2 separate regions of the Homo sapiens genome follow, and region 2 is linked to region 1. Evidence: chromatin loops called from intact Hi-C (ENCODE). Cell type or tissue: heart right ventricle. All regions are shown on one strand. Each heading gives the region's core, and the rest is flanking DNA. Links, peaks and the distances in the headings are about the cores only.

Region 1 (2,813 bases), core at 273-2,772:
CGTAATTGATAGCCAAAAAAAAAAAACTGGAGAAAGTTAACAAGAAAAATGTTTAAAATCCAGAAACTGATAAATAAATGGAAATTAATTGTGATTACCTTCAATTAATTGTAATCGAAAGTAACTTTAATTAAGAATTGTTAACTTTTTTTTTAAAGCCCCTGATCAAAGAAATTAAAAGTTGGCAATTTTCTGATGGACTCAGCCATTTTTTTGAAATTTGGTCTTCCAAATCCCAAAGTCTGGTACCTGACTGGAGATTCCATTCTTTCTCATCTGCTCCGGGAACTTGTTTTTCTGAGTTCTCAAACTCTTCATTTCTACTGACCCCTCTTCTGCTTATAGATATGTTCAGATCTCTTCTATATTCACACCAAACAAAATCAAACAAACATTTCTCTCGCTCCAGCATTTCTCTTGGGTTGGCACCCTCGTTCTTCCCATCCGACGCAGATTTCTAGAGACCCACATCTGCCTCATTATCCTCCCCACACATTCACCTCTTGATTGTAGTAGACACCATTGTTTCCTTACCCAAATTCAACCTCCTCCCTTTTTCCTTGCTTGAATCTCCCCAGTTTTAAGTTCTCGTGCCACGCGCTGATGAAAGTGCACCCAACCCAAACCCAGAGGAGGGGCTAAGGTAGGGGTGAATTTCAATTAGTCTCTAAACCAAACATTCCAATCCTCTTGCCAGTGATTGGCTTAGAAAGGGGCAAAGTAACCAGTTCTGACCAATGATACGTGAGAGGCAGTCTGCAGGCAACACCTCTGGGAAAGAGTTGCTTGTTCTCACAATGAGGCTTCTGAAGAGTGTTTTCTGTTTGTGTAAGGAGGTGGTGCTAGAGCTGCTTCAGCCTCTTGCTGCCATGAGGACATCTAGCCAAACGCATCTTGATTGATAAAACTCATTGGCACCAGCAGACGTAGTTAACATTTTGCAAGCTAGCAACAAATTACTGGAGAATTATATAGTTGTTTCTCTCCCAGAATTCAAGGTAATTAAAAATCTATTCTTAAAAAAGCTTTATTTTTCCATTTTAGAAAATATAATTTACTAATATTATAAAAGCATTATTTCTTATTCCTTCCTGCTTTTCTTTTCAGCAAATGCACAGTATTTATGTTGTGTTAAATGTCCTGTTGATGGATACCTTGAGAATTTAACAACTGAATACTTCATTATGTGTAAAATAAAATCCTAAACCTGACCAATGACTTCTTTAATAGAAGAATCCGGTGACCTCATCTCTTTGTTATCGTATCTGCCACATGGCATACAAATTAACTTTTAAATAATAATTCATTCGTGAACTGAAATGTCCTGGAATCCATCAGTTCATAGCAATGCTGTGTTAGCCAGGGCTTGCAGCCATTCAATTCAATATGAGTTACTTTAATGCAATATCTTTCTAAGGTTCTGTGCACTTTCTTAAGTATGGTCCTTTCAAAAGGCTGCCTGGCATCTTGGTCTGTGATTTTTCAGCAAGGATAGCGGTAGTATTTTAAACAGAACAGCTTTTAAGATTCAGAAATCATTAGCAGGAAAGTGACTTTAATGAAGTGGTTTAGTAGTTCTTATTATCAAAGAATGTTGATTTGGACATCCGCCTGGACCACACTTAGGGAAAAAAGAACTGTCAAAATAACAGGCTAGGTGCTTATGATTCCCTTGGCTTAGAGCTCAGTTTTACCAGTAGATGTCACTATAGTCAGACATTATTTTAAAGCCTCAAAAAGAGAAAGGTAACCTCACCGGAGTTTAAAGGATCTGAGGGGGAAAAAAGCAAACAAGTTCTTCTATAGCTAAACATGTGCTCTTCTTTTTTTAAAAAGCACAGTAGGCATTGAATAAATGTTTACTAAGTGAACCGACAAATAATCAATGCATATGGAATAGTCCGCCCTGAAATCTTTGTGATTGAGTTATGCTCTGATAGGAATCAGAGGAAGAGCTTTAGAGTCTGCAGAACAAAAATGATCTCTAAGATGCAAGCAGGCAGGTACAGAAGTAAGCAACTCTGCCCAGAGTCCATTCGTGAGAAGGGACGTGGGGATTTAAGCAACTCAACTGTGCAGACTGTTGCGCGCCACCCTACGCCAGGCACTGAGCTAGGGACTACTAGAATCGGAGAGGGAGTCGCGGTACATAGAGCCGATGGCGAAGTAAAGCAGAGGTCATGTGTTCTGTCCTCCATCCTGGAGTGGGGGAGGTGCAGGTTTTCCTGGCTTCAGAGGTAGATCAAAGTTCTAAAATCAGGGTGAAGGAGCTGAGAAACAATTCCCATCAGCTCTCCTTCAACACCCTCTTTCCTTTTTTTAAACTGAGGTTTGCCTGCATAAGGCAGAAAGAGATTAGGAAAACAGTTTGCAAACCTGGCAAATTATTCAGAGGTTTGATATATTGAAGATATATGACAACATGTATTACAGCTATTTTGAGCGCTTATTAACTGGTACATTCTGCACCAACTCCATTCTCTGATTTAATCCTCCTAAGAGCTCTAAGAGCCAGGAATTTCTATGTTCCTCATTTTTTGAGATGAAGTATCTGAAGAATGAGGGGGAGTGGGGTTGAGAGGTTAATTTGTCCCGGATCACCCAGTTAATGAGTGGTAGGACCAGGTTCTAACTTAGGCCTGTATGGGGCACTCTGCTGTGTTCCTGCCTTAGTTCATTATTCCAAGGAAACTGACTCTAGTCAGGGTCTGACTACCAGCAAAATCTAGGATCCATGTTGTTTAAGTTGATTTTGCCCCAATCATTCCTTTTTAAACTCTTAGTGAACCATTCTTATGAACAGGGCACTCCGT
Region 2 (2,813 bases), core at 220-2,719, 75 kb after region 1:
CTTGGCTAGGGAGGCCTCACAATCATGGCAGAAGGCAAGGAGGAACAAAGTCACAGCTTACATGGCAGCAGGCAAGACAGAAAGAGCATGTGCAGGAAAACTCCCCTTTATAAAACCATCAGATCTCGTGAGACTTATTCACTGTCATGAGAACAGCATGGGAAAGGCCCATCCTCACGATTCAATTACCTCTCACTGGGTCCCTCCAACAACGGGGGAATTATGGGAACTACAATTTGAGATTTGGGTGGGGACACAGCCAAACCATATCAGGTAGGTACAATTTATCTAGAGGAAAATGAGGCACAGTGAGATAAGTAACCTGTCCGAGGGCTCACAACTTGGGGGTGGATCTGAGCATCCAACTCAAGTGGTCCCACACCAAATTCTGTTCCCCTAACACCGGCTGCGCTGAGAGAGGATGTTTAAGATCATCTTTCCCTGCTTTGCTTACTGTTCCCTGGGGACCCTCACTCCTAACCATGTCACACAGGTAGAGATACCTACAGCTTTAACAAGCTGGTTGTTTTTCATCAACCTCAAACTGCCTTAGTACATCTAACCTCACATACAAGACAACTCTAGGAAGTGTGTTTTTGGCTCTCTGCTCACCATCTGAACTTGCTAGTCTATTTGCAGACAGCTAGTAAGCCCGGTACAGTTTGATGCAGTGACTTTGAAAGGGAGAAAATGGCAACTGCAAAAGCTGAGGGCTGCCTTGTTCCTTCAGTCCTTCCTTGGCCTTTGTGCTACCCAGATGTCTGTTGGCAAATTCCTCTGTTTGACGATCAGCAGCTGTTTGACAAAGATCAATGCATTAGTCAATGGTGCCCACACTGACTACTCAGTTCCCAAACTAATGGTTTGTTTATGAACGGGTTAACTGATGGCTGGCTTGTTGAGTGTGGCAAAGCGCCAATCCTTCTTCTGTAATATGTGCAGTAGAGGGTGTGGGGCCTCTTGTTGGCAACCACCACCATGAAGTCAGAGACCACTGCCCCCACCTCCTTTCTGAAAATTACAGGATAGGGGAGGCAGAAAGAAAGAGGGAAGATGGTTCCGTTTCTTAAAATAATTTTACTACTTAAATTCCCTAGTCTCTATGTTTATCATGTATTTAAATCAATTTCCATTGACTGGAGACCAGTATGTAATGTAATAAGCTCAAAAGACATGTGTGTTTTCTTCTGAAATTTCAAACATAGATGCACTTTACTGAAATAAAGTCTCCACAGGATTGTTTCTTGGGGCTGTTGTTGTTGTCTATGCAGAATGGTCTTGTATAAAGAGATGCATAACTTAGTTTACTGAAGCTGAATTTTCCATGGAAATTATCCAGTGCTTTCCCAATTCTCAGGCGCTTTATCTGACAGTCTTTCTTCCTCTAGATAATGGCTGGCAGCAGCCCACAGAGTGGAGGTTATATGGTGCACTTCTGAAAAAGTCTTGAATGGAGCCATTGTTCCCCTGAGATGGTCTGTGTGTTTCACTGAACAGAGAGCAGGGTGTAAAAAAGGCACCTTGTGTGCAACTGTTGGCGAGGTTGGGGAGTGAATTAAAATCTCCAGAAAGTCTGGGCAGTGCTGTTCAGAGGAGCAATGAACACTCTGGAAGTACTGTTAGCTCAGACATTCCAATGTGGTGAGGCAGCCTCGGGGACACGACTTCCCTCCAATCTCGTTTAGAGAGGGAGCCATGGGGCGAGCAAAGGACACTGATCTGGACCTGCTCTCTTTGCAAAGATTTGAGGAAGGCGCCCCTTTCTAGGGATGGGGCCACAGTGATTATCACACTTGGATAACTTTCCTGCTCAACGGACCTAGATTTGCCTTGCTTACTAATCATGCAATGACTCATTTGGAGGATTCAATGTTAACTGCTTGTGCATCTACCAGTTTGTAGCTATCTATTCCCATGTGCCAAATTAAAAAAAAAAAGTCTTTGGGGGTGCCAGGTGATGGATGAAGTTTGATATTATTTGATCATTAAATGAATTATAAAACCATAATATAATACTGTATATTAAATAAATAGCCTACCTTGTTTATTGTCAGTGATGCTACCTCTTTCCTCAGCCCTTTATTTACTTGTTCAGGATAACATAGCCTCAGGGATTGAGTAAATTACCACTTCTCACTGTCCTAGTGCTAAAATGCCAAGATCTTAAGGAACAAAGAATTTCTTTAGAGCCCTCTGCAGAGACCTTTCTGAAATCAGCTCTCCAGGGAGGCAATCATGTTAGTTTTCATTAAAGTCCTAGTGGTGAGAAAACAGCAAGACAGTTTAAGGACCAGACTGGCAGATTTTTCTTAACAGCAGGATTCTTTGGGCCTCCTGTGCTTTCTTGCTCCAACCTCTCCTGTGTTCTGGAGCCTCCAAGAAGGAGAGATCACTTTTAAGAGGGACCCGAAAGAAAGGGTCAAACATGAGCAGGAGGAAAGTGTGTGGGAGGAGATGCTCCAGGTAGAAGGCTCAGCTTAAGTTCAGGTACAGAGCTAGAGTGGGAGAGACATTCTGTTGGGTGATCCTTATTAGCCAGGGCATGCTGGGTTACACAGCCATGGAGAGTTAGTTTGGAGGGCAATAGGGAGCCAGTGAAGTTTTCTGCATAGATTAAAGTTGTAAAAAAGGAAGAATAATACAGCGGTGGTTTGAAGGATTGATTTGGTCCAAGGGAGAGGACAGTGGGAGGCGATATGGGCCACAGGAATGGGTCCTGATCGGATGTAGGAGAAGAGGTCAGGCCTAGGGAACGGTCTTCCATTAGAACAGGTAGAGGGAGGAGGCACAGGTTTAGGCGAAAGGGAGGAGGA

Evidence for each region. A loop is a pair of places that touch in the nucleus more often than their neighbours do. Peaks named below come from ENCODE experiments on the same cell type or tissue, not always from the same donor. Only the 100,000 strongest peaks of a DNase experiment are listed, where the experiment ranks them.
Region 2: it touches region 1 in a loop (3.0-fold over the local background); 6 of 110 quality-filtered maps call a loop at or near these places.

What each region holds. Positions count from the first base shown.
Region 1 is chr10:93,915,059-93,917,871 of GRCh38, forward strand. No RefSeq gene overlaps it. Among named protein-coding and RNA genes, the nearest start is that of SLC35G1, 22 kb to the left of the region's middle. In heart right ventricle, for the core only: a CTCF peak has its summit at 1,682 (motif pointing right); no DNase peak of the experiment used is centred there; H3K4me3 peaks cover 446 bases.
Region 2 is chr10:93,990,383-93,993,195 of GRCh38, forward strand. All of the region lies in intron 3 of LOC105378438 (a long non-coding RNA gene), which reads left to right. Among named protein-coding and RNA genes, the nearest start is that of PLCE1, 2.1 kb to the right of the region's middle. In heart right ventricle, for the core only: no CTCF peak of the experiment used is centred there; a DNase peak (open chromatin) is centred at 1,649; H3K27ac peaks cover 2,258 bases.